Linked DNA regions of Homo sapiens: regions 1, 3, 4, 5 and 6 are each linked to region 2. The links are chromatin contacts, found by Hi-C or POLR2A ChIA-PET in ENCODE. All regions are on one chromosome and are shown on one strand. Each heading gives the region's core, a stretch centred on a gene start or an enhancer-like site at or near the end of the contact. The rest is flanking DNA. Distances are from core to core; before and after follow the strand shown. Region 1 holds the start of CEP85L (centrosomal protein 85L). Region 2 holds the start of SERINC1 (serine incorporator 1). Region 3 holds the start of NCOA7 (nuclear receptor coactivator 7). Region 4 overlaps MAN1A1 (mannosidase alpha class 1A member 1). Region 5 has its middle 84 kb from the start of ASF1A. Region 6 holds the start of RNF146 (ring finger protein 146).

Region 1 (4,146 bases), core at 630-3,129, 3.8 Mb before region 2:
TTAGGACAAATAACATACAATTTAGAAAAAAAAAATCCCTACTTAATACTGCTTTTTACTAAATTCATGCCTACATTAAATTTCAGGATCAAACTTAAGTGAATGATTCAAATCATTCATTAACATACATTAAGTGTTTCAGGACCAAACTTAAGTGAATGATTCAAATCTAACTCTGGCTTTTTAAAATGTACATATGTCTTTTTAAAAACCACACATCACAAATATCTAAACTATCAAAGAATTGCATTATTCGAAATTTCAATAGCCTGATACTAGTGACTCGGTCAGTGCCTGATTTTTTTTAAATAGCAGAAAATATTACCATCAAAAGACCCCTTTCCAAATGCTGCTTCTGCTTTTTTGTTTTGTAAATAACAGCTTTGGAAATGTATGCAAAAATATCTCTAAGTTACACAAGTCGAGCTCAAACACTTTGTGGAGCAAGGTTACTTAACAGGAGTCCCAGAAACAGCTAAAATTGTAGGGAAAATTTTGCGTATGTATATATGGCATTGTTTTTTCTGCGCAGAATGTCCATATAACTCAGTTTCTCAAAAGGCCTCAAAACTCAAGATTAAAAGTGCCTGGAAAGACCATCATCTTTAGAGAACATATCACAGGCAACCCAAGACTTATTTTTTATCCCAAGTTAGGGGAGGATTTATCCTAATTTTGTGGCTCCTACACAACTTCTGAGCGACGCAAGCATGAAATGGCTGTCCGATACAAACAGACCCCTTCAGATACGGAATGCAGCAAACCCCTAATTTTCCTTGAAGGGGCCACGGAAAGCCAAACGGATTCGTAACCCGGTTGCTCAATGGTCCATTGGCTACTGCAGGACGCGCCCTCCTCTTACGCCGCAGGGGCTGCGGGGCGGCGACCAGGTTCCTCCGAGGGGCTGAAGTTCCCTTGGGGGTGGCTGAGAGCGGCCGCATCTCTGGCAGCATCCTCCCTCCCGAAAACGCGCCCTAAAAGTAGCGGCTGCGGGCGTGGGCACAGCCAACCCCAGCCTGCGCCTACCAGAAGTCGGGAGGGCGCGGAACTGCGGCCCCTCCGAGACGCGCCCGGGCCGCCGCCGCAGCACTGTCGCAGCGACCTTCCCGCCCGGGTCCCCGCGAGCAAACGGGCAAGCCCCGTTATCACGCAGGTCACACACCCCACGAGTAAAAGGAAAAAACCGGGCAGACAATAAAGCCCAACCCGCGGGGGCCCAAGCGAGCTGGAAGTTGGGGGCGCTGGGGCTGCAGCCCAAGGAGGAGCGGCGGGGACGACGGGATGCGGGGCTGATGCGCCTGGGACGCGGCAAGCCATATGTCAGCCCGGGTGCTGACAGCGGGGAGGACACTGGGCACGCGGCGGCGTCGGGGAGGCGGCCGGGGTAAGACAGGCCTGAGGCGGGAGGGGAGCGGCGGCGAGGTCCCGAGGCGCCGCGGTCGGCCGTGACCCCCACCCCAGCCGGGGCGCTGTCCCGTTCCTTACCGGCAGGGAAGCTGCGGGCTCCGCCGGGGCTATCCCGGCCGCTGGCCTCCGGAGCCAGGAAGCGCCCCCACATCGCGGGCGAGAGGGCCGGGTGGGCCAGGGACGCCCGACTCCTCACGTCCGTCCTCCTGCTTCTTCGGCGGCGGAAACTTGCGCGGAGCGTGGGCCTCGGCGACACGGGCAGGAGGAAAGGCGGGATGGCTGGTTAACGGCTGCTCAGCTACGGGCGGGGAGCGCAGGGGCCAGATTCGCCGCACTGCCGGCGCCTGCCATGGCCAAGCCGGCTGGGCTGAGGCCCGCGCCGGGGAAGCGGCGACTCGGCGGTGACGGCTGCTAGATCCCCGGCTGAGCCCAGGCTCAAAGGCTCCAGGCGAAGTTGCAGCTGCGGGTTCTCTCCGCCCCCTCCGCCGGCAGAGCCAGAGCCGGGGCTGGGGCCGCGAGGGGGCGGGGCCTCGGGCAATGACTTCAGGCGTGCGCGGCGCCGCGCGGGGCGGGGACTGCGGGGGGCGGGGACTGCGGGGGGCGGGTGAGCTACCCCGACCCCGCTTCGCCTCCTTGGCGGCGACTGGGCTGTCCCGCCCTCCCGCCGCATCCCTCTGTCTCCATCCTCCCGCCCTGCGAGTTGAGTAGAGGGCAGCGACTTGGCCTATTTTGCGATACTCGCCCCTCCCTTGGGTAATCCCTCACGCCCTCCCTCCGGGCACCTCTGTGAAGACACGTGGAAGACCTGCCCCTGGCGTCACAACCGCTCGAGATGAAAAAGCCAAGCCAGGGCGCGGCTGAGGGGGCTTCCAGCCTCCCTTGGAATTAGGATTGGGATTTAAATCCTCATCTGTATTCCTTCGTTTATAGATTACTTTAGGGGCAGAAAAGGGGTGGTTTTCCTTTACTAATTTAATGGGGGCGTGGGGGCAACACAGGCACCAGAATATAGCACCGGGATGTGCACCGGAAAAGGCCCGGGGGTAATTAGTACCCGAGGGGGAGAGGGGCCGTCATTGTAATCGCACAACGTTTCAGATTAGCAAGCAGAAAGTAAAAATGGCACCAAAGTCTGTAAAGGGAGCCCTTTCCTCCTTGCCCCCTACTCCTTCACGTTCTTCCTCTTCTTGGCCAGTTTCCACCCTTCACCTGAACCCTTAGTGCAGGAGGAGACGTCCTAAGGAAGGGCGAAAAGGGACAGCATCGTTTTATTTTTAAATCTTACTTCTCACTGGCAATATGGTGATGCTTCCAACGTTTAGTTACGAACTAGTTCGTATAAAAAATTCTGGGCCAGCACTGTGGTGGGAGGCGGGCTCTGCAGTAGGCCCATCACTCAGAGGTAAGTCGGAACGCAGGTCGCTTAACTAGAGAGGCTTTGAGTTCCGCTTTTCCTGTTCTGGAATCTTGCTAACAAAGGCCTCATATTTGCATTTTTCCCTTAAAGACATTTTAATTGGGAAATACTACTTAAAATTCTTGGAAGTTAAATTAGATTTAGGTGTGTGTTCTATCACTTACCACATCCGTGTTGTAATTTATCTGATTGGAGTTTTACATTTAGTCTCCCTGTGGTAGACTTCCAATTATTTCTCCAAATCATGTAATGTTAGCCAAGGGTCAGCTGTTTCTGATGATAAAAAGATACAGAAACATGAAAGACGAATGTGATTGGTTCCTTTTTATTATTTTAATGTGCACTAGCTCGTTTTATCTAACACTTGAAGAGGATAGATTTTTTTAAGTCCCAAAAAGAAAATTAGCAGAAGCTATAGCACTATGTATAGATTTTTTTTTCATGCTTTGTAGTTACCACAGTCTCAGGAACAGAATTTTTGAAATTCATTTGTGATGCAGTTCTAAGAAGTGTATAAAATATTACAGAAATATCTTGGCCTTTGCGAGTTTAAAATACACTTATTATTTCAAAACTGCCAATTTCCTAATTCTAAACAGTGTTTAAAGAAAATCGTTTACTCGGGTTTTCTACATCTTTTTATCAATATAAAGGGCATGCTACTACACACAAAAAAAGTACATGCGAAGGTGAAAGTATCTAAAATATTTCAATATCTATTACAGAGTAAAAGCAAACAGTAAAAACATGTTGCTCTTTTGGCACTTGGCACCAAATATGAAATTTTTGTGTCCCTAGTAATTAAACTTGGGAGGATAGAGGGCTAATGCAATTAGAACTAATTGAAATACTAAGTGAGAATATTATGTTGCTAAAGTATCCATTTCTTTTAATCATATGAATTCTGAGTATATACTGAACTAATGCTTCCCCCCAAATCCATGATACATGGATGATATGTACATGGTATGATACAGCCATGGTTTTCAGAATGATTAAAATTTATCATAACACAAGTTGGAGAACCTAAGGACTATCTAACCATTACTAAACCCCATGTGGTAAACTGCCATATTTTTGTTTTGTTGTGACAGTGTGTTAGGACTACAAGGAGAATTTTAAAAGCAAAGACAGTTATCGTTGAACCTCAATAAACCTCAATCTTGGCAGTTGTTCTGTGCAGATATAAGTAATGAAAATAGTGACTCTGTGTATGTGTGTGTGTGTGTGTGTGTGTGTGTATAAGTATCATTGCTCAGATGAAATTAGGATATTTAATGTTTTGGGAGGGGACTTTTTAAGAATATAAACTAGATCACAAA
Region 2 (4,566 bases), core at 1,383-3,882:
GGTATTACACATAATTTGTCTCTTTATAGTTCAGACATTTTCTACAATTATTTTATAAATAAGGAAAAAACTTTTACTAAATTTGATTAAGCCTGCAGAAACTTGTACTAATTAAGAATGAGGTTGGTTTGTTTTTAATTCTGGCTTACCTGATCTAATTTAATGATTTGAATGTTACTTTTTTTTTGTTCTGTTTTTTGTTTTTGTTTTTTTTTTTTTTGACACAGAGTCTCACTCTGTTGCCCAGGCTGGAGTGCAGTGGCGCCATCTTGGCTCACTGCAGCCTCCGCCTCCTGGGCTTAAGAGATTCTCCTGCCTCAGCCACCCGAGTGGGATTACAGGTGTGCGCCACCACATCCGGCTGATTTTTGTTTTTTTGTTTTGTTTTGTTTTGTTTTCTGAGATGGAGTCTTGCTCTGTTGCCCAGGCTGGAGTGCAGTGGCATGATCTCAGCTCACTGCAACCTCCGTCTCCCAGTTCAAGCAATTCTCCTGCCTCAGCCTCCCGAGTAGCTGGGACTACAGGCATGTGCCACCATACCCAGCTATTTTTTTTTGTATTTTTAGTAGAGACGGGGTTTCACCATATTGACCAGGCGGTCTCCCACTCCTGACATCAAGTGATCCATCCACCTCATCCTCCCAAGTGCTGGGATTACAGGCGTGAGCCACTGCAGCAGGCTCTGAGTGTTACTTTTGAAAAGCTGAATAAATTTTAATTTCATCAAAACCTCTAAGTAAATGAGCACATTAACTGTTAAGAATGTGGAAGAGATGGTCCCCTTCAATGACTATTGGCCTGCAGTAAAATCAAACAATTAATGAATAGAGACAGAGGCACAAGGAAGAAAAGGGAAAAAGATTACTGAAACTGCAAACAATAAAATAAATTCCAAACTGAGCACGGTAGCACCTGCCTGTAGTACCAGCTACCTGGGAGGCTGAGGTTACACTTAAGCCCAGCAGTTCCAGGCTGCAGTTCACTACGACCATCCCCTGCACTTCAGCCCGGCCAATACACTTAGACCCCCATCTCTAAAAAACTGCCTCACTGCTTCTACCTTTTTAATGTACTTCGCTATTAACACAGAAACTAAAAGGCAGGGTCAATTTTATCACGGACATTCTTCTAATCAATAAAGGTGGCGATCTATTTTGTAAAAGGGAAAACATGTATCTCATCTTTTAAATCTCTATTATATACAAAAAACTACAGCACGCCCACTTCATAACTGGACAAGATACGACATTACAAATTGAATTGCATAACATCTTCCAATAAAAAACCGATGAAAACAATCTTATATGATAATCAATTATCAGTTTTCAAAACTGTTTATCACACTAAATATGCCTCTTTTGTATAAAAGTCAATAATTAAACTCTCTAATATCTTGAGATAAAATATTCCAGGCTTCCGTGCAAGAAGAAATACCATATAATCAAAAGAACAGACTGGCTGGAGTAACAATCCCCACATTATTATTTGATTAAAATTCAACATTTTTAGTTCAAGACATATCAAAACCTTTAAGAGTATATATAACGGAATCATTTGGGAAGTCAGAAAAGCAATTGTTAGAAACAGAATTAACAAATTCCAGACTAAAGAAAAGTGATTTGAGTCCAAATACCTCGCCTAAAATTACAAATATCTTTATTAACTGCACTGCCAATGTTTTGCCTACTATTTTGGAGGGGGCAGAGATTATCTTAAATAAACTGAAATTTGTGCCACACGGACCAAAGTCTTGCCACTATACTGAAAATAGTTTTACTCTAACAACTCTTTAATGAAAATGCAATGTACAGCTAATTAAGCATGAAATTTCAGATGACACACGCATGTTTTGTGCCTAAAGACAAAATTGTCATTAGGCACAAGGCATGCGTGTGTCATCTGAAATTTCAATTTTAAGTTGAAATCTGAAATTGACACTTCAAACAGTTACGGCAGAGCTATGACTATTTGTTTCAAAAACAATATTACTACATTAGCATTACTGCCAGGCGGTTCCAAATGACGACAGGCACTTTTTAATCATAATCTGCGCCACTGAACAAAGAGGGCGACATGAATCCAGGAACGACAGTGCGGCAGTCTGAGGTCGCCAGGAAAGAGATGACAACAGAGTGGGTACCCCACCGAAGGAAAGGGGCAAAGACCTTTGTAGAGATGGCCTGCGCAGATACAAACAAAACCACGAAAAGGGACCTCAAAGAATGGGAGACAGCGTTCACGAAGCAGGGGTGGGGGAGGGGCCCTATTCTAGTTCTCTTCCTCAATTTGAGTCATCTTCCCATCGCCACTAAACCTTACGGCCAGTGATCAGTTCTTCGCAAGACCCAAAGCTCTGAAGCTGAGTCTGAGTGACGAGAGGAGACGGGAAGAAAACGGGGACAGAGAGGGCACTCCCTGTTGGGTGGGGCACCACATTCCCGCCGGGCTCACCCAGCCCCGGCTCGGATCGCCTTCTCTTTGGTCTCTCACACTAGCACCCCAGAGGCCGCAAAAAGCACCTTACCCAGCTCGCCATGGAGCACAGCCCCAGGACGCTCCCCATCTCCACAACGTCACAAGAGCAGCGGATACAGACAAGATGGAGACAGCTTCTTTCTCGCCTTTCCGAGATTATTTACTATCTGCGAGACACTTCCGGACGCACAGCGCAACCCGCCCCTCAGCCTCGCGTCACTTCCTTCCAGGCCTGGGTAGGATAAAACACGGAGCGCGCAGCGCTGAGACTGCGCATGCGCGTCACTAGACGACACGGCTGTCTTCTTTCCTGGAGAATTTCTCAAGGACTGCTGGCTGGAAACTTAACGGCTAATGTGGATCTGACCGTAGTTTGCCAAATTAAGAAAACGGTGTGAGCAAAACCCACCTTTACCTACCATGCACTTGCATTTGGGCATTAGTAGAGAACAGAGCTGAGGTGGTGGTTGACGTTTTGCCCTCCTTCATCTGAGGAACCTCTCTGCTTTTTAGGGGATTGCTTCCTCTTTCTCAGTCTTTGTCCGTCCTAACTCCACTTATTTCCCATTTTTCCCACGTTTGCATCCTGTTTTGCTCTTGCGTTTGCAACGTATTCCTGCAGCCCGCTGCCCGGAACAAGTTTTATTGGGATATTTATATTCATCTGTGTGCTTCAGTTTCTCTGTATCATTTCTGTTTGCTATTGACTTATATTTTAATTTCTTATGCTATTAAGATGTTACAAGAAATTTGCACGTTAAAATTATTTTTAATTAGTTAGATAAGACATTATCAAACTCAAACATTGATTTCGAATGTCATGAGCTGTTGAGGCATGTGGAACCCTTGCATATTAGGTGATGATGCACATCTGCAGGGAATGCATTCCTATAAAAGTTCCAGTTATTTTTTTAGAGTTATTTGTTCTTGAAAATATTCTGGGAAACAGCTCAAACTTGAAATAGTCATTCCCATAACTAATAATAAGAAAGTGTTGTAAAATCTACAAAAATTGCATGGGTCGAGGTGGGGTAAACACCTAAGAATCTGGAAGAATGTCAGAATCCCTACTCCTAGTTATTGTAACCACTAAGGGACAATCTTGCTTTATTCTTCTTTGCCTTATCTGTGGTTTTGTAGACCACTCTTAAAGCAAAGTATTATAATAGAGCATCCATAAGGTTTAAAGAATTGTGGAAATGCTTGTAATCCCAGAACTTTGGGAGGCTGAGGCAGGCGGGTCACAAGGCCAGGAGTTCAAGACCAGCCTGGCCAGCATGGTGAAACCCCATCTCTACTAAAAATACAAAAAATTAGCCGGGCATGGTGGCACGCGCATGTAATCCCAGCTACTCGGGAGGCGAGGCAGGAGAACTGCTTGAACCCGGGAGGCAGAGGTTGCAGTGAGCCGAGATTGGGCCACTGCACTCCAGCCTGGGCTGCAGAGCGAGACTCCGTCTCAAAAAAAAAGAATAGTGGAAATGGAAATTACAAACCTAACAATATTTTTAATTATGCTAAACTTAATACGTTATTTATGGGAGAAGAGAATCCTAGTATCTCAAGTCCTTAAACTTTTCAAAGTACCAGAGAAGGAGACAAAAAACACTTATATGTGAGTAACTTTAAGGTCGTAAAGAATATGTTTATTAGCCAAATGGAGAATGGGTCTCTTAAAATTTAAATTTGCACAGATTCTTGTCTCTTGCTCCATTTAAGAGGGTTTCTGAGATATTCATAAGTTCTTGCACTATTCAATAGAGTTTTTTCACCTGAGATATTCAGAGTTAAATACAAAAGTCATATTAATCTTTCTGGAATGTAACACTTGGCCTTGAAATACATTAAAAAAAATTTACTTTTATTTAACCTGTAGGCTATGTGGAGTGGAATTTGCTCACTTAAGTTATTATATATACAACATTAATTGGACACGACAGTATATATAGACTATTTTATTCGTTAGAAGAGTCTTCGACACCAGTCTCATTTTTCTCTTTGCCAACTATGAAAGAAAATTGAAATGATGACTTTTTCAAATTTCAACCCAAACACAGCTCAAAGCATAGTTTTCTCAATATATACCAGCTA
Region 3 (4,043 bases), core at 1-2,500, 3.3 Mb after region 2:
ATGACCACCTGCTGCTGAAATGCCAAAGCCACCACTGTTAACGCTTTGCTCCGCCTTCCAGAGAGGTTATTACAGCTTAAGCTGCGTCAACAACCCAGAGGAGGCTGCTATCTAGTTTATCTGTGTGGAAGGCCTGTAACACACTGTTAACAGAGTAGTTGCAGGCCCTTCCTTGGGATATTTTTCTGCGTATAAGAGTGAATGAACTCCACGGCCAGATCCTCCTAGTCATGTTGCAGTGCTGGTCATGGGACCGCAGAGGGAACAGCACCCAACTGGGGATGGGGAGCTCACAGGCACAGGCCCCGCAGCTGATGCAAACCTTCCCCCTCCAAGGTTCTCTCGAGTCTCTGCCAAGAGTCGGCTGGAGGGCCCAACTGCTATGTTCTTATTGCTGTAATGACTGCAATTTGGCAGCATCCAGGATGGTGTACCGGGAACGGGAGGGGGAAGGAGATGGTGGGCCCCTCTGTTAAACGCAACGCCAGAAGGGACACAGGATGAATTTATTGTGGCCATCGGTCCTGAGCTGGAAGGAAAGTCAAAGGGCTTTAAAGCTGGGGAAAAGCTCTAACTCCTGCTCTGCTGTCAAAGCCTTACTTCCCACGAAGAGTAGGGGCCAGGCGGGCCAACTGTAAGGGGGAAGCGGCCCGGGGTGAGGTAAGAGGACCCTCCTAGGTGCCGCTGCCAGGCGGCGGTTCGCTGGGGCAGCAAGGCGCCCGCACTCGGGAGGCGCCACAAAGGGCCGAGGCCTGCGGAGGCCGCACGCGCAGCTCTCCGGGGCGGAGCCGCCGGGATCGCGGCAGCGGAGGCTGCAGCAGCCGCGGGTAGCCGGGGTGCCCAGCCTCCCAGCTCGGAGGTCGCGGGGGGCGGGGAGGATGCCGCAACTGCAGTCCGAGCGGCAGAGCCCGGCGCGAGCTCCCAGGCCCCCGCAACCGCTGTGAGGCGCAGCGCGCGCCACTGGCCGGGAGGAGCTAGAGGCGGGCGTCTGCACAGCGTCGCGCCACCCGTGACTGCCCGCCTTCAGCCGGGCCCGGGACCCCGTAGCGGCCCATGCCCTGACGGGGGGCGCAGCTGCGGGGCTGGCGAGGCGTCGCGCGTGGGAAGAGGCCTAAGACACCCCGACTGCGGCGGCTGCGCACACCCGATCCGGACGCGGGGCCCCGCGGGCGCGCGCCTCGGAGCTCCCGCCTCCTCCTCTTGCTCCTCCTCGGCGTACGGTCCTCCCCTGACCCCTCCTTCCACCCGCCGAGAGGATGCGCTCCCCGGCGCCCAGCAGCAGAGGCCACCGCTCCCAGAAATGCATGCGACCGATCCCCTTCTCCCGGACCCCAGGAGCCGGCGCCCCCGCCCTGTAGGTAGGTGGTGAGGCGGGGCCCAGCCCTCGCCGCCGCCCGCCGCTGATGCTGCCGCCGAGAGGCCGCGAGCAGGGTCCAGGACCGGCCAAACTTGCCTCCCGCCGGGGGCTCGGTGGAGCGCTCGGAGGTGTGCTAATGGCGCTGGGCGTAGCCCCCTGTGAACCTGAAAACCTCTGCTTGAGCTCGGGAGGCCGAGCGGGGGCGAAGGAGAGATTGACCCTTCCCCGCCCACCCCTTGGGGGGCTCGTGGGGGTGCGCGCCAGTACGAGAGTGGGGAGGACAGGTTGGCATGGGGCTTATTTGGGGAGAAGACCGTTGGATTTTCAGCAGCTCAGGTGGAAATATGTCACTGTGTTTTTCCGGCTGGATTAGCAGATGCGTTCTTCCCATCTTTCTAGCCAAAACATGTAGACAGGCAAAGGGTTATTAGTGGCATGTAGAAGTCGCTGTGGATTTTTGTGTATTTCAGAGCTAGCTAGTTGGTATATAAAATCGATGGGGCAAACCCTTACCGTCAACACGTTAGGGCCAATTTAGAGAAGGTCCTTCTAGAAGTCAGATTATTCTGGAGATCGATGAGGCTGGGATATTGTTGTGCTGAGTATTTAGGAGCCTCTGCTTACGTGAAGGGATGTGTTTTAAGAGTGGCAACTTTGATACAGGTGTCGGGAGTTGAGATTCTGCTGGAAAGATGTACCGGGTCAGCCAGCAGAGGCAGCCTTGTGCCCAGCCTAACTTCCAACTCGATGTTATGCTCTGTATTTCTCAGAAACTGGTTATGTATTAATGCTTTTTTTCTCCTCTAGGTGTAAAGTTTATACATCAGAGCTTTTGGCAAGATTCCCTCTTCCCAGACTATCATTTTTTATTTTATATTCAGCAATAAGGCTTAAAGTTTTGAAAAATGCATCACTGTAAGCTCCAATTTTATAGTCACTTAGGTATAGAGATTTGGAGAAGTGACTCAGTATAAGCTCAAATAGGACAGAATCTTGAATCTGTTTTTTTTTAAATCCTGTAATCTTCTGCATCTTATGCAGAATAAGTACCCATTAGTTATTTGTTGAATGAATGAACTGTGTTTCAAGCTTTCATCTAAAAACCACAATTTAGAATCACAGAATTGTTCTGTAGCCGGTGAAATTTAATTGAATTTCAAAAATTGCCTCTTTGTATAAATAGGCAAACTCAGTTATTTTAACATTTATATTTCAATTCTGACATCTTTAGGACCATATGCTATCTTTCTGTAATATGTCATCAAGGTTATGAGGTAATTCTCCCCAACTCTTAAGTTCATTTCATGTCTAAGCTTGCAAAATTTCCAGTCTCACTGGTAATCATGCCAACTTCAACTGTGCTCTCAAACACAATTTAAAAAGTAAAAGTCGTGTTTTAAAGAAAATTGTAAGTTACGCCAGAGGAAACAATGATTTGGTTAATAAGTGATGTATTCACTTATTTTAGAGTTGAGTTTTTCAGGTTTGATCTAATTATCATGTCTTTTATCACAGGCAAAAGTAGAAATAAAACATGTAGAAGTGTCTGTGATTCTTAAATGATTCAAAATGTGTGATATAGATACACAATTTAAACTGTTTTCTCCTCGGTATAGAAACACATCAGTTTCCAAATTTGACAGCCAGGGGATTGTGAAATGAGGGTTTGCAAGATACAGTGTCTTCCTGCTTTAAAATGTTATATCATTTTGAAAAAAAAAAAGAAAAACAAGGTTAACTGCATCAAACTTTATTTGCTTTATTTTTACACTATGACATTTTCTGTTTTGATTTCATCTTTTTTCCATCACATGAATTTCATGAGTCAGTGTGAACTTCTTTCAGTCTCTGCTTAACAATATTATCTGGGCATGCTCCCAGGTTTTCTTTCTGACATTTTAATGCATCTTTACCATCTTCACTTCATATTACTCAAATGACTTATTTTTACACAATATGGTAGGCCATACTTTATTACTATTGCTTCTCCAACCTACTTATTTTCTTCCTAGATGGATAAGGAAATAAAACTTTCCTATAAAAGTTAATAAGACTGCAGGAACCAACAGTGGGAGGGAACTTATGAAAAAAATTAATTTGTTATGATTTATTAAAACAAAGCCAAAATTCCCTCCTGTAATAAAGATAATTACATTTTACACTTCTTAAATTTGTAACCCAGGGTATTGAGCAATTAATTTACCTGGCTCTTCCTTGCACACTTTAAGCTTTTCAAAAAAGCCCTCCCCTTTGGTTACAGTAAGCTCTCTTTACCTTGTTACTTATAAGCACTTATTTGTTCATTTTACAAGTAGGAGTTGAGCCTTTAACTGCTCAGTTTAACTGCTATTACTTTGGCTTTGGAATCACAGTCAAATAAAAGCTCTAATCTCAGATTTGAAGAGGTATTTTTCTCTTCTGTGTGTCCTACAACCAAATGCGCAGTGCCTCTGGGATTGGTTGACTCACTTTTGGGTCCTACCTCCTGATCCCCCAGCACTCCGCCCCCACAAGCACCACCAGAATGCAATCCAAGACCTGGATTTCCTCTCTTTATCTTCCTAAAGGCTGTATTTTAGAAACCTCTATTCCTTTCTTGCTAAATGCCATTTACTATTGTTTTTAAAATCCCAGCCCATAATTTTTTGTTTGTTTAAATTCAACAGGATCCACTCAATTCACTTGT
Region 4 (4,404 bases), core at 849-3,348, 3.2 Mb before region 2:
ATCCATTGGAAGAGAATTTCTCCATGGATCAAGAAAAGACGGCAATCTAACCACCCCTTCCACCGCTTATCTAATGCTATCCCCACCACCTACATTTCCTTATGGGAATGAAGATCTGGAGGGCCAGAAGGACAACTGGGCAGCAAGAGACCTGATACTAAGGCCGGTCTATCACAGCCACATGGCAGAGCAGGTCACAGTGGATAAGCCTGAGGCCAGCTGCCTCAGGGTCTGCCCTTCTACCCCTTAGTTCTCTCATCTTTCAAAAAGAATAACCCATTTTAACAAATGCACCACTGTGGGTTGAGGTGCTGAGACTGCGAGGTTGTGCCTGTGTGGGGACAGGGTGTATATGGGAACTCTCTATACTTTCTGTTCAATTTTGCTACAAGCCTAAAACTGCTCAGAAAATACAGCTTACTAAAAAAGTAAGTATTATCTCCCTTACAGCACAGTGAGGAGATCAGGTGTGACAGGGCACCTGACTAGAAGACACTCAATGAGCCTGGCTGACCTTTATCCACTCACGCCACCTCCTCAGAGTCCTCCTAGGCTTCAGGAGGTTAAACAGATAAGGGAGAACTTAGGAAGGAAGTTCTCCTTCCTTTGATGCTTTGACCTTTAGCTGAACTCAGAGTGGGCAGAGCAATTACGGGAAAGGAAAGAAAAGAGGCTAATGTCACCAAGAGGTGACAGTGCAGAGCCTGATGTGACTCCGCCTTCACAAAGACTGCCTGCCTGGAGTCTACCACAATTACATCTGAAAGTATTTAGCACCCTCTCATGCAACAGGTATCAAGATGCCACCCAAGACAGTCTTAGGAATGATCCTTGTCCTCACATCATTCCTCAGTGAGCGAGGGCCACCTCCAGTCACCTTCTAGCTGTCATCACCCAGTATGTGAAAAAAAGCCCTCTAGCCATGATAGTTTCCAATTTTACCCCATATGAAATTCAAATACTCATTCACATGCTTTGCTCTTTCAAATGCTGAAATAAATGTATCCCCTTCTCTCTTTCCCAAAGGCTGTCAAGGTGTTCTATTTTCAAGATTCTTTACCCCAATGTTACAATGACAATCACTACTTAGTAGCTACGGTTGCGAGGATGAGAATTATAAATGGGAATAAAGCAGTACTGCCAGATTTAGGAAATGGAAATATTACACAGAACCTACTTATACTAAAAAAAAAAAAAGTTGTTTATCTGAAATTCAAATTTAACTGAAAGTGCTATATTTCATCTGGCAACCCTAGGACAATGGGATAGGACACATTCAGTTCCTGGTTCTGAGTCCACTGTCTGCTCTCTGGTTTGTGCCCTGTTCTGTGGTAGGCTCGAAAAAGGGGTCAGAACATTTGAAGGGCCAGACAGGAACAGAACCACCAGGTCTAGGGCAACTAGAAGTGAATGGGAAACGTGACAAAACGAGAGTCAAGCCCCTCACTAAAGCTATTTAAAAAAAAAAAAAAAATCAAAACTACGCTGGCTAAGGGTTAAAAAAAAAAATCCGTGAGCCACAGTTAGCCCACAGCCCAGCAGTTTGCACTGCAACCTCTACTTTACAGGCACGCGTCTAGAACTAACCACTCTGTTTTTAGGTCTGTGGGCATGTGGCTTCCCACCAGCCCTGGTTCCCATAGCTCTGTGAGGAGCTTCTATTCCACTTCTAGCATAGGCTGCCCTTCAGGGCCAGCTTCCCGGACTGCTCTGGTAGCAACATATGTGCTATCTCTTTGCCACAAATTAGCAAAAGTCTTTGAGATCTGAGGTGCATAAAGCATTATGTGTAAGCTTCTCAACAATTCTTTCACTGGATGAGCAGTAGTTTCACATTTTAGAAGTATTATTTTGTTCTACAAATCAAACTGTAGGAGCTGTCGTCATCATGGGTTATGGAGGCCGAGGCTGTAAAGGAGGAAGTGAATTAACTTTGTCAAACAGCTACCACACTGCACTGTGAGGGGAATTTGATATAATTTAACACATCCAATCCTTACAACACCCTCTCTGGGGTATTATTATCCCTGTTTTACATATGAAGCTGAGGCCCAAGGTAGTGTAGAGAAGAGCAAGGCTGGAAACTCTCTCACGCTGATTTTCTCCACTATACACTGAACAGAGCCCTCACTTTTTTGCTGCTTGCAAACCTCAGACAGTCATCTGAGGCCTCTGAGCCCTCCTGCTCCTCCATGCACAGAAGGCAGCTCTATCTGGGGTCTGAGAAGCTGTGGCCAGGCCTGGCACCAAAATGACACATGCCGAATCAGGACTGGGAGCTGGCTCAACTGAAGACCCTCACAGCACCACCTTTCCTTGCCTGCCCTACATCCTTCAATTCTCACAGCCTTCCTCCTCCTCCACTTCGGCTCTCAGCTCCAGCTCTGTACCTAACTTTTCTCCTCCTGCCCTGTATGCTACTGGGGCAGACAAGATGGTGTTGTCCTATTCGACCTGGCCTGTCACTAGATTTATGGAAAACCATGAATTCCTCTCCTCATGCCAAGCTGCTGTCTACAGCTCTGATATTTTCTGAAGTTTACTACCACCACGGGAGCTAATGTGGACCAGCTTCTCTTTCCTCTTTCTGTATTACTCGACTTCTTGTTGCTATGTGTGCAATTCGTTTGTTGCCAGGTACTCGAGGTTGCCTCTTATCTACTGAGTGGAGAATATATATATATGGATGGGGATTTTCTTCAGATTGAGGTGTCCTGAATTCTCCTACAGCCAATTTTAATGTACTTCTAAGTTGGCAGGAGATATATAAAGAAACAGTAATTATTTAATGCTATTGCATGAATTCTAATGTGCCACTGAGCATTAATTCCCCAGTGAAATGAAAGCGTGGTTAGCAATAGCAATTTCTTTAGAAAAAGAGTCAGAATGACTGATAAAGCCAGTTTTAAAAAATGAGAATTCTAGTAATCACTACTTGTAATGGACAGATTGTTCTGTTTCTAAGAAGTATCTCGTTCTCCTAAGGAAAACCCAGTGTTTCCAGTTCTAGCTAAAAAAATTGGATCATATGCATTTAATGGTTCTCTTTTTTTATGGCCAAATTTTGACATTATTTTATAAAAACTCTTGTGCTGTTACCAAATGGCAGAGGGTACAGGGGAAAAGAAAAAGAATAAAGAAATACTTGACCAAAATATAAGTCCATTTCTCTAAAACATTCTAAGGGATTATAATTTAGCAACTCAAAAGTTAGAGGTCAGAAAAGGGCTTATTCATAGGTGAATATCTAGTCCATTCCTTTTTGGAAGGAAGCACTATTGCTGAGAACACTTTCCTTACATAGAACAGTTTGGCATCAGCTTAGGGTCTACCATTTGTAGTTATTTCCTTATCAAAAATATCTGTCTTGTGGTTGATGACTATGGTCTCCAGGCAGAAGCTGTCACTGAGTTCAGAAGTTGTCACTTTGTGTTTAAAGGTTTAACCTCAGGGTTTTTGGTCTGTTTATTCGGCAGATTTTTAATTAACACGGAAACTTTGAATTCATTAGATTAGCTGTGCTAAGACCTCTGTGGTCAATGTGAGGCCAGCAAGTGACCCCTTGCAGGCCTGTGGTGACAGGTGATCTCCCTCACTTGGTCCCCAGGCCAAGATCTTACAGGGCTTTCCCAACATGGGAAGCATCAGCAACTACAGATCTTTAGTGATCAAGAGAAAAAGATATTCATTTTTGTGGGTTTTTTTTTTTTTTTTTTTGAGATGGAGTTTTGCTCTTGTTGCCCAGGCTGGAATGCAGTGGCGCGATCTTGGCTCACTGCAATCTCCACCTCCCGCGTTCAAGCGATTGTCCTGCCTCAGCCTCCTGAGCAGCTGGAATTACAGGTGCCTGGCTAATTTTTGTATTTTTAGTAGAGACGGGGTTTCGCCATGTTAGCCAGGCTGGTCTCGAACTCCTGAGCTCAGGTGATCTGCCCACCTTGGCCTCCCAAAATGCTGGGATTACAGGAGTGAGCCACCATGCCCAGCCAAAAAAAGGTATTCCTTGCTGGGATATCACAGATGCTCCCTTAATATCCTAAGGAGAGCTAAAAAAGTGTGCCATAGAAAACAAATACTATTTTCATGTAATGTCTAATCTCAAAAGTTTTTTTTTAATACTTGTAATAAAAAGGTAAGCCCAAACATTCTAACTCATACATATATCATTCCACAACTTCAAATTTTCACATTTTAATTTTTGCAGCAGTGACAAAATGATTTTTAAAATTGAAATGTGCTATCTTTAAAAGATTTGTTTATAGATTTGTCAACCTTATAAAGACTAAGCTTTTTCTTTTAGATTCCTTTTTTAAACTTTACAAATACTATGAGGTTATCACTAGTATTACTAGTAGTTAATAAAGTTACTAATTATTTAGTGATCGATGAAAATGAATTAGCTTG
Region 5 (4,320 bases), core at 1,464-3,963, 3.7 Mb before region 2:
TAAAATGAGGATAATGTTACCTATGCCATAGATTGTTGTGAGGATTAAATGAGTTAATACTTGAAAAATGCTAGGCGAATAACTAGCACATAGCAAACAACCAAAATAGATAACTTTTACCCTTTATGAATAGATATTATTTTCAATGGAGCAATAAGGAGGGAAGGAGTTAAGAAACATATGTTCCAGAACTTCATCTTCTTTCAAGTAAAAAGACATTTTTAGAAAAATCATTTAAACATTGGAGCTTTTCTCTCATTTGTAAAATAGGGTATCACCTGATCTATAAATAGTACTAGTTGTGTGAATATTAATGTTGTCATATATTAAATATGTCTTGAAAACCTTAAGTACTAATCTTATGATGATTGATATTACTGTTATGTTGTAACTAAAATTTCACTGGGGGCAAATAAGTACTTAAAATCAAAATTTCATTGCTTTTGTAACCTTTATGAAGAAGTAATGATTAGTGGGAAGAAAAACAACTGGACAGTGTCTGGCAGGGACCTTTTCATTCAGGATGGATCACGTTGTACAATTTTCTTTCCACTGTTACTAGTTCTTAGGGGCAAAGTCTACAAACAAGGGAGTCTCTCCAGGGATGTACTGTGCCCCAGGCTACAGCATCATTCCCCCATTCACAGAGTCCCCTCAAAGGCAGCAAGATCCCTCAAAATAGCTTTAATTCTCCTGCTGAAAAAGCAACTTCATTTCCCAGAGTGATTAAATAAGATCATTAGAGGTCAAAATTGCATTACTCCTCAGTTTAAAATTATTCTTGACTATCATTCCTCTACAATTTTAAACAGGATTAAAGCAGGCCTAAGACACTTTCGCATTTTCCTCTCCTCATATTGGATCTAGTCCCTGTTTTATTGGCAATTGTAAAGTTGAAAATCTGGAAAATAATATATGTATCTCTTAACCACAGAGATTATTCCTAAACATATTTCAGAGTAATACTCTTTACATACTCCCATCTACTTTGACTTTCATTTAAGTATTTTTAACAGCTATGCTGTAGTTATGGTGAGCAATATATACACAGGAAAACGGAAGTTTGATAACTAGTGACACAATAAGTAGCTCCCTCTGTGGCCTGTGGCCTAAGCTGCACTTCTCGTATAGCCAAAAGTGGTTTGCAATCCCTGTAAGGTACCTAGCTGCTATCAGGTCAGGAATTTACCTAGCTCCTTGGGAAAGATGACCCAAGTGCCTTAAAGCTCTCTTAATTCAGTAATTATAATAGAATCAATAGAAGTGGTATAATTATAGAACCTTAAACCAAAAGCTCCAGGGAGATAGAGATGCGGTAGACTGGCCAATCACTGCCTCCCACCCCACACTCTCTGAGACTGTCTCCACCCAGAGCTCAAGCAGCTGTGTCTATACCAGGTGGCCACTCTCCTCATCCTCTACTCCCTTTCAAGCCAAGATGAACCCACCAAGAATCTGAACTAAAAAGCTTGAATCAGAAAGATGTAGGTAGGGCATCATCTGGCAAGGTCAGAGAAAGTCACAGCTGGAGCCAGGCCCCAAAGTAGTTCAAAAGCCAGAGGGTAGCTGGAGCAGATAAGCCTTGAGTGAGCACAGAACGTGGGGCTGCTGGGAGGAACAGGAAACTGGAGCACACTCATTGAGAGAGGCAACAACACGGGACCTTGAGGATCCAGGAGAGGCTGAGGGAACAGTTTCAGTCCTGACTTTCCAGTTCTGGGCCCATGTGGCCTGGTGAGACTTTGTTGCCTGTCCTTAATGAGACTCCCTGCTGTATCCCTACAGCAAACTTGCCTTTATTTCAGCTAGCTTCTGAGGGTTTCCTTTTCTGTAACTCAGCAATATGTAATAGATAGGCCTGATCCTCAGCCTTTATGGACAAGACCGCTGAAGACGGCGAAGCCACACTGTTGGCTAGTTCTAGAACCCAATTTGCCTTGTTCTTAGTTTTGTTCTATTACCCAGTCTATGTTGTTTTTTTTTTTAAATTTGAGACGGAGTCTCACTCTGTCATCCAGGCTGGAGAGCGGTGACACAATCTCAGCTCAGTGCAACCTCCACCTACCGGGTTCAAGCGATTTTCCTGCCTCAGCCTCCCAAGTAGCTGGGTCTACAGAAGCGTACCACCTCACCCCACTAATTATTGTATTTTTAGTAGAGGCGGGGTTTCACTATATTGGCCAGGCTGGTGTTGAACTCCTGACCTCAAGTAATCTGCCCACCTCGCACTCTATGTATTATTGAGCACTGAAAAAGTTAGATCTCAAAATAGTAAGCAATATTCCAGCATTGGTTTTGCTTATCATGAAAACTGTAAGTTAAACCAAGTTTGTTCCCACATAAAAACACACCTGATACAAATGCTTGCTTTCTGTCGGTTCACCTCTACCAAGGAATTGCAATTCCAACTAAACATAAAGAAGAGTGGCCTAAAAATAATTTGCATTCACAAGATATAGAAATTACTCATTTCTCGGTAAGTCCTGGCCCAGTATGTATATCCCATTTCCTCCCTTAAACTGTATCTTGCACCGGACTATTCACAGACACAATTTTTTAAAATTTAGTTTAATATCTGTCAAGTTCACTTTTATTACAAATATTACCCTTAGATGCATTTTCAAGCCTTTAAGGAAGAGATGTGGCAGTGGAACAGATACAAGAACTACTGAGTGTGTCATAAGGGGCGGTTGCCACCACTTCCTGTGCATGTCCTCTGAGTGACAGTGAAGAGGATGTGTGTGGGTAATGGCTCCCCGTATACCTGGGGGGCTATGTCACATGCAAGACAGAACACTGACAGGAACACCCCAATTGGAGTGGGTACTAATGTGAGCCAGGGCGCTTTTATCTTTCTTGAATGTTAATAAGGAAAGCAAGCTCAGAGGATGGTTTTGAACACTGAGGAAGAAGCACTGGCTTAGCTTCCTACATTGTGATGTTAATAGGTTTGGAAACTGGTTGTTTGGTAAGTTGCATCTGAAAGGTTCACCAGGTCCCAGGAAGTCTCTAGTGACCTAGAATTCAAGGTTGGATAGTTTCTGAACTCCTAAATATTGTGAACTGGCTAAAGGCAAGCTCTCTGAGTTAACCTAGGATTTTCTCTAGCATTCCACCCGTTAAGCAGAAGGTTTAGCACATGGAGAAGGAACAGAAATCAAGTATGCCTACAGAATGTGTAAGTTTGTTAGAATTAAAATTTGTCAACCAAGAATAAATGTTTAATGTTTTGGTATACCTTCAAAAAAGTTTAAAATTTGCATTAAGCCACAGAGTTAAAGATATCAGAATAATATGTTTGTTTTGCTCATATTTCTATAAGACACCAAAAATTACAATAAAATTCCTATTATACATTTTAGAATACTACATATGCACTGAAGATTAATCTTTTACAGTATCAGAAAATTCCATTATCTCATATAGTTACAATAGAATTTAAATTCTGGTTTAGCCCTCTCACAGATAAAATTAAGTATAGTTTTTATTGTGTTTAGATAATTTTACATTATTAAAATGTTTTCAAGAAGTACACTGGGACTGAAATCAAAATATTTTGGCAACTTGATTCAGAATTAAAGGTTTTTTGTTTGTTTGTTTGTGAGACAGGGTCTTACTCTGTCACCCAGGCTGGAGTGCAGTGGCATGATCTTGGCTCACTGCAACCTCCGCCTCCCAGGTTCAAGTGATTCTCCTGCCTCAGCCTCCCGAGTAGCTGGGATTACAGGCGCCTACCACCACACCCAGCTAATTTTTGTATTTTTAGTAGAGACGGGGTTTCACCATGTTGGCCAGACTGGTCTTGAACTCCTTACCTCAAGTGATCCACCCACCTCAGCTTCCCAAACTGCAGGGATTACAGGTGTGAGCCACCGCACCCGGCCAAAGGTTATTTTTTACACCTCTCTTTATTGAACAGAAATGTGACCTGTGAGACTGTTCATATTCCCCCAAGACAATCCATGTGCTTCCTTGATACACACATTAAAGACCATACAAGAGAAAGTTTTAGTCATCATGAAATCACGTCTATAACAAAAGTAGGACACAGCAGGATAAAACATGACCTCAGGACATCAAAACACTTTCCAGCTCTGAACCTACTAAACTTGACCCAACAGCAGTGGAAGAACTTTTGCCCATTAGTGACTCTCCTGAACAGGTGACCCTGAGGCCTAGAGTTTGGTCTCTAACACTACTGACCTTCAAAGGAAACAGAGTACCTTGGGGATAGCTGACTCCATGACATGGAGCATGAAGAAATCAAAATGGGTATGGAACATCCTGTTGTTTTCGGATAGCATGGATGCTTTTATAGAA
Region 6 (4,446 bases), core at 1,759-4,258, 4.8 Mb after region 2:
GTATTTTGTAAGTTGTGGGAAATAGACAATAAGCTATAAGCAAACAGGCAACTGGGTAATTCCTAGCAGTCAGCTGCAACTTCTTTACCTTTGATTCAATGAAGCAAAATGGAATCCCAGTGACAGTAACATTATTACAGAAATACATTGAAACTGTTAGGCTCTGATTTATTTAAGCAAATAATTTGAAGTTTTGGTACTTAAAATTACTGGAAACCAGTTACTCTTAATTACTGGAAACCAGCACTCTGACAATGTTGAGAGGTGCTGTCCTGTGTTATTCAAAGATATAAACTTCTATCTTTCTTTCAAGTGGCTGATGGAGGTAGGGTGTATAGTATTCCATGCATTCAATTCTGCTTTTCATATGCAACTACTGAAAAATGAGAAGTTCACTTTTATTCATATATATATACAAATGGGGATATATTCATATATATATATAAATGGAGATATATATATATTCATATATATATATAAATGGGGATATATATACACACTCACATACACAAATGTGGTTTTTGGGGTTTTTTTGAGACGGAGTCTTGCTCTGTTGCAGTGCAGGCTGGAGTGCAGTGACACGATCTCGGGCAACTTCCGCCTCCCAGGTTCAAGCGATTCTCCTGCCTCAGCCTCCCGAGTAGCTGGGATTACAGGCGCGTGCCACCATGCCCAGCTAATTTTTTTGTGTTTTTAGTAGAGACAGGGTTTCACTGTGTTAGCCACGGTGGTCTTGATCTACTGACCTCGTGATCCGCCCACTTCGGCCTCCTAAAGTCCTGGGATTACAGGCGTGAGCTACTGCCCGGCCATGTGTGTATTCATTCATTCATTCATTCATTTACTCATTCATGTAACACATATTTACAGAGAACCTCTTTAAGTGTGTCAGGCACTATTCCTGGCAGTTGAGATACAAAACAGAACACACATTCCTGGCCTCCTGTGTCTTGCGTCCTAATGTGATGAGAAATATGATGAAGATTAGTAAGTAAAATAAATTATCCATTACACTGTGATAAGTATTAAAAAGTAAAGGAGGAAATATGAAATATTGGGAATGGAAACATCATGACTTAAAATATGCTGACAAGTAGAGGGACTGACTGAAGAGTTGGACATCTGAGCACATATGGAGGGAGCATGATGGGGAAGAGTGTTCTAAGCAGAGGAAACCACAACTGCAAAGACTATGAGGTTGGCAGCTTGTGGAGAGCTTTCTGGGAATACAAAGCTGGGTAAACAGTCTGTGGGGTCAAAGAGGTAATGAGGGGAGGATTTTAAAGCCATCGTTAGGACTTTGGTTTTTACTTGTGTTGGGAAGCCACAGGAGACTTTGAGCAAAGGAGTGGTACGATCTCACTTCTTTTTAAGTAGATTTATTTAGGATTCTGTATTAAGGATAGAGTCAAAAGACTAGTTCCTGGTCTACCGTAACACTATAATCCAAACAAGAGATGATGCAGATTGTAGCGGAGGTGGTAAGTAGTTGGATATACTTTGAAGGAAGAGCCAACAGGTTATATGCCAAATGCATATAAGACATAAAAGAGAGGAGTTAAAGGTGGGTTTGAACAAGGAAAGATGCAACCATTTACTGAAATACAAAGACCTTGGGTATGAGTGAGAAGGGGTTGAACTAGCTGACATCTTACAGTCTGTGCCTGGATTCAAATCTCAGCTGTGTGTGTCTCTCTCTCTGTAAAATGGGAATAATAATAGTGCCTACCTCATAGTTTATTATGAGAATTAAGTGGGTATATATGAATAAAGCACTTAGAGCAACACCTGGCACATTGTTAGTTAATATTAGCATTACCTCTTCAAGCTGGAATCTTCGAGTACATATCAAATTTTAGCTATTCTCTGTTCATGGGCTGTGTAGGATAGAGGGACAAAACTGAGTGGCTAATAAGAAGATAAAGATAGAAAACTAAGCTTAAAGTTAAAGGATATACACTTCAATATTTCTACATGTATGGAACAGTATTGCATACACGCGCAAGCATCACTGAACTAGATGCACCCTTCAAGAGATTGGGTTACATATTGATATATATGAATGAGAACCCTGAAATAAACTGATTTCAGAGGAATAACAGAAAACATATACATTTCTATACCTATAAGGACACTGAAAACTTCCAATCCTGAATCAAACAGTTAATGAAATCCCAAAATGCAACACTAATGCAAATGAGAAGACGCTGTCATAGAATGTTGAAATACATACTCTTCTAAAGATAAAAGGTCTGCTCTTCCACCCTCTTCATTTTCCTACAAATTAGGAAAATTTAATCAGTTCTGAAAAAGGAAATGTACATGCTAAAATGGTGAATTACTGCTAGAGTTCTGATGTTTAAAACCACAGGCTTGCGATCAAAATAACCTCTTTAATTTTAGATTATCATGCAGATTAATTTCTTCAGTTTCTCAGGCACTATTCTGTTTTTTTTAAAAAAAGGGTGGGGTTTCAAAAGAAAACTAATACTCATTTTTTCCCCGATTAAATTGCTCAACCATTAAAAAGGAGAACAAATTGGAAAGTCCTACAGTACTCTCTCCCCTCCGTCCCCCCCCTCCCCATTTTTTTTCTTGAAAGGGAACAAGCAGTACTTTTGCTAAGGGATCTTTAAGCCGAAACTCAGCTAGGCGCCCCAGAGCTTCCTCAGGATAGCAAAGCTGGATTTTTGAGCAGCACCACCTGCTGGTCCTACACACGTTTTACTTCCTCCACCCCAAATCTCTTTCTGTTGGAACTGCACTCTTTCAGAGCCTCTGGGCCCTAATACAAAGCAAGCACACTCTAAAGAAGCCAGAAGAATGCAAGCAGCGAAGTCGCCGCTCCCCACAGGCAAGAGAGTACCGGCAGACAGCGGCGCGAGACAGGGGCAGAACGATGAGGCGCCGGAGTTAGCTCGCCGGTGCGGGTGCGGGTGCGCGGCGCGTCGCGGCCCCTCCTCCGCGACGCGCCGGGTGGTCACGTGACGGCCGCGCGCGTTCCCGGCAGCTGCGGGCTCCGAGGCCAGAGAGAAAAGACTGCGAGGTGGCCGCAGCTGTGGCCGGAGAGGTGGGAGTCGGAGCGAGGCCCTCTCGGGGGAGCAGGGTGAACGCCGGCCACTCTAGGATCCTCACTCGGGGAGAGGAGGCATAGCTCGCGGTGTCACCTCCAGCCGCAACGTACTCCGGGTCGGCCTTGCGCTCGGGGCCTGAGAGGGGCGGCGGCGGGGTCAGGGGCCGGTACGTAGATGGACGCCCTTGGGCTGGCGCGGCCCCGGCTGTCCGCGCAGAGGCGGGATGGGACAGTTCAGCCCTTTCCGCCACCCCCGCCTTGGCTGCTGGGGCAGGCAAGACGACCGTGACAGCCCCTGCGCTGCCCGAGGGCGCCGCAGCCCCTGCCCTGGGTGACGGCCGGAGCTGGTCTCGGTCCGGGTGCGAGGGGCGGAGCAGCGGCCATTACTGCGCAGCCTCTTCCGCCTGAGCCCGCTTCGCTGCCTCGGGTGGCAGGCGGGTCCCTCTCCTCCCCTCTGGGCCGTGGTTTTAGGCCTTTACCCGGGGACCTTCTGGCCTCGAGGTGTAGGGGCGGCGATGGTTTTTCGGCGGTAGCCTGCTCCATGTTTTCCCGTGTGGGGTCAGACAGTTTGGGCCTTGGGTCAGATCGAAGCCAGGGCGTACAGTCTGCATTTTTGCCTTTTCCCGGAGTGTCTCTGGCTGCTGCTTTCTCTTCTCTCGCTCTTCCTCCTTTTTTTTCTCCTGCTCAGTGTCTCGGTCTTGCCTAAAACGAAGAGAGCAATCCCTGCACCTTGTCCTAGTGAAGCCCAGCGCTGCATATTCTTAGTTGTTTTTGACGGCTGTTGAAGCATCGGAACAATTAAGAGATCTCAGAATATCCCTTGAGCCTCCAAACCCTCTGCATCTTAAAAGCTGAGGCTGTTGCTTTGTTCTGATTGTTGGGTGGGGAGTTCTCTTCCTACCCTCCATCCCGTCTGAAGGAGTGTGGGTCTTCCATTGTTGTCGCTATTTATTTTGCTAAGGCTTCTAAAGAATGTAAAATTGTTTTAAGAGTGGAGACGGAACCGTCCTCTCCACAGGTAAAACCTACAGGACTGTAAGTTTACACACACATCCTGGCAACTAGAATCTTTTCTCGTTAATCATATTGGTATATGTTTTAATTTATTTTCTCTAAGTGCCATTTTAGTGAGCACTTATTTCTCAAGTTTTGAACATTTTGTTTAATATTTTTGTAATATCGAAACAGTGTAGAACTGAGGAGAGAAGAAAGCCCAAAGATGATAGGGTACGCTTTGTTCTTTGTATGATTGGCATTTCAGGTAGTGGGCACATCCCCCCCACCTCGTGTGTGTACTTTTCAAATGGGATGTGAACGTATAATATTGGCATTCAATCCAGTATATAATTATAGAATTTGGAAGACTTAGGACA

Evidence for each region. A loop is a pair of places that touch in the nucleus more often than their neighbours do. ChIA-PET counts read pairs that join two places held with the same protein, here RNA polymerase II (POLR2A). Pooled maps may share reads with other maps.
Region 1: a map of CD4-positive, alpha-beta memory T cell shows a loop between it and region 2 (32-fold over the local background). The contact joins the promoter of CEP85L here to the promoter of SERINC1 in region 2. A Hi-C loop is called at or near these places in 1 of 168 maps with a recorded cell type or tissue (CD4-positive, alpha-beta memory T cell) and 7 of 50 pooled maps. POLR2A ChIA-PET finds 5 or more read pairs at or near these places in 1 of 52 experiments (activated CD4-positive, alpha-beta T cell).
Region 3: a loop to region 2 is called in a map of naive thymus-derived CD4-positive, alpha-beta T cell, with 11 times the contacts of the local background. The contact joins the promoter of NCOA7 here to the promoter of SERINC1 in region 2. A Hi-C loop is called at or near these places in 2 of 168 maps with a recorded cell type or tissue (both naive thymus-derived CD4-positive, alpha-beta T cell) and 7 of 50 pooled maps. POLR2A ChIA-PET finds 5 or more read pairs at or near these places in 1 of 52 experiments (CD4-positive, alpha-beta T cell).
Region 4: a loop to region 2 is called in a map of CD8-positive, alpha-beta T cell, with 9 times the contacts of the local background. The contact joins the enhancer-like site here to the promoter of SERINC1 in region 2. A Hi-C loop is called at or near these places in 1 of 168 maps with a recorded cell type or tissue (CD8-positive, alpha-beta T cell) and 1 of 50 pooled maps. POLR2A ChIA-PET finds 5 or more read pairs at or near these places in 1 of 52 experiments (T-cell).
Region 5: a loop to region 2 is called in a pooled map, with 3 times the contacts of the local background. The contact joins the enhancer-like site here to the promoter of SERINC1 in region 2. A Hi-C loop is called at or near these places in 2 of 50 pooled maps.
Region 6: a map of CD4-positive, alpha-beta memory T cell shows a loop between it and region 2 (13-fold over the local background). The contact joins the promoter of RNF146 here to the promoter of SERINC1 in region 2. A Hi-C loop is called at or near these places in 1 of 168 maps with a recorded cell type or tissue (CD4-positive, alpha-beta memory T cell), 1 of 37 single-sample maps with no recorded cell type and 9 of 50 pooled maps.

Annotation. Positions count from the first base shown.
Region 1 is chr6:118,649,712-118,653,857 of GRCh38, forward strand. CEP85L (centrosomal protein 85L) reads right to left here and starts at 1,880. Exons shown (of 13, transcript NM_001042475.3): 1 at 1,486-1,880. The coding sequence starts at 1,558. RefSeq lists silencers at 1,264-1,573, 1,774-2,233.
Region 2 is chr6:122,469,175-122,473,740 of GRCh38, forward strand. It overlaps SERINC1 (serine incorporator 1), which reads right to left and starts at 2,633. Exons shown (of 10, transcript NM_020755.4): 1 at 2,525-2,633. The coding sequence starts at 2,563. It also overlaps a transcript of PKIB not described here. RefSeq lists enhancers at 2,283-2,682, 2,733-2,792.
Region 3 is chr6:125,789,710-125,793,752 of GRCh38, forward strand. It overlaps NCOA7 (nuclear receptor coactivator 7), which reads left to right and starts at 1,251. Exons shown (of 16, transcript NM_181782.5): 1 at 1,251-1,358. RefSeq lists silencers at 1-83, 674-1,513 and enhancers at 537-1,037, 1,038-1,538, 1,734-1,833.
Region 4 is chr6:119,312,478-119,316,881 of GRCh38, forward strand. All of the region lies in intron 2 of MAN1A1 (mannosidase alpha class 1A member 1), which reads right to left. Among named protein-coding and RNA genes, the nearest start is that of MAN1A1, 35 kb to the right of the region's middle. RefSeq lists a silencer at 507-801. Within about 2 kb of position 2,099, at least 7 of the 41 ENCODE cell types and tissues checked have a DNase peak (open chromatin) inside an H3K27ac peak, as active enhancers do; they include CD8-positive, alpha-beta T cell, where a contact is called at or near this core.
Region 5 is chr6:118,807,883-118,812,202 of GRCh38, forward strand. No RefSeq gene overlaps it. Among named protein-coding and RNA genes, the nearest start is that of ASF1A, 84 kb to the right of the region's middle. Within about 2 kb of position 2,714, at least 7 of the 41 ENCODE cell types and tissues checked have a DNase peak (open chromatin) inside an H3K27ac peak, as active enhancers do.
Region 6 is chr6:127,263,856-127,268,301 of GRCh38, forward strand. RNF146 (ring finger protein 146) reads left to right here and starts at 3,009. Exons shown (of 3, transcript NM_001242850.2): 1 at 3,009-3,070. RefSeq lists silencers at 2,968-3,067, 3,168-3,437 and an enhancer at 3,638-3,697.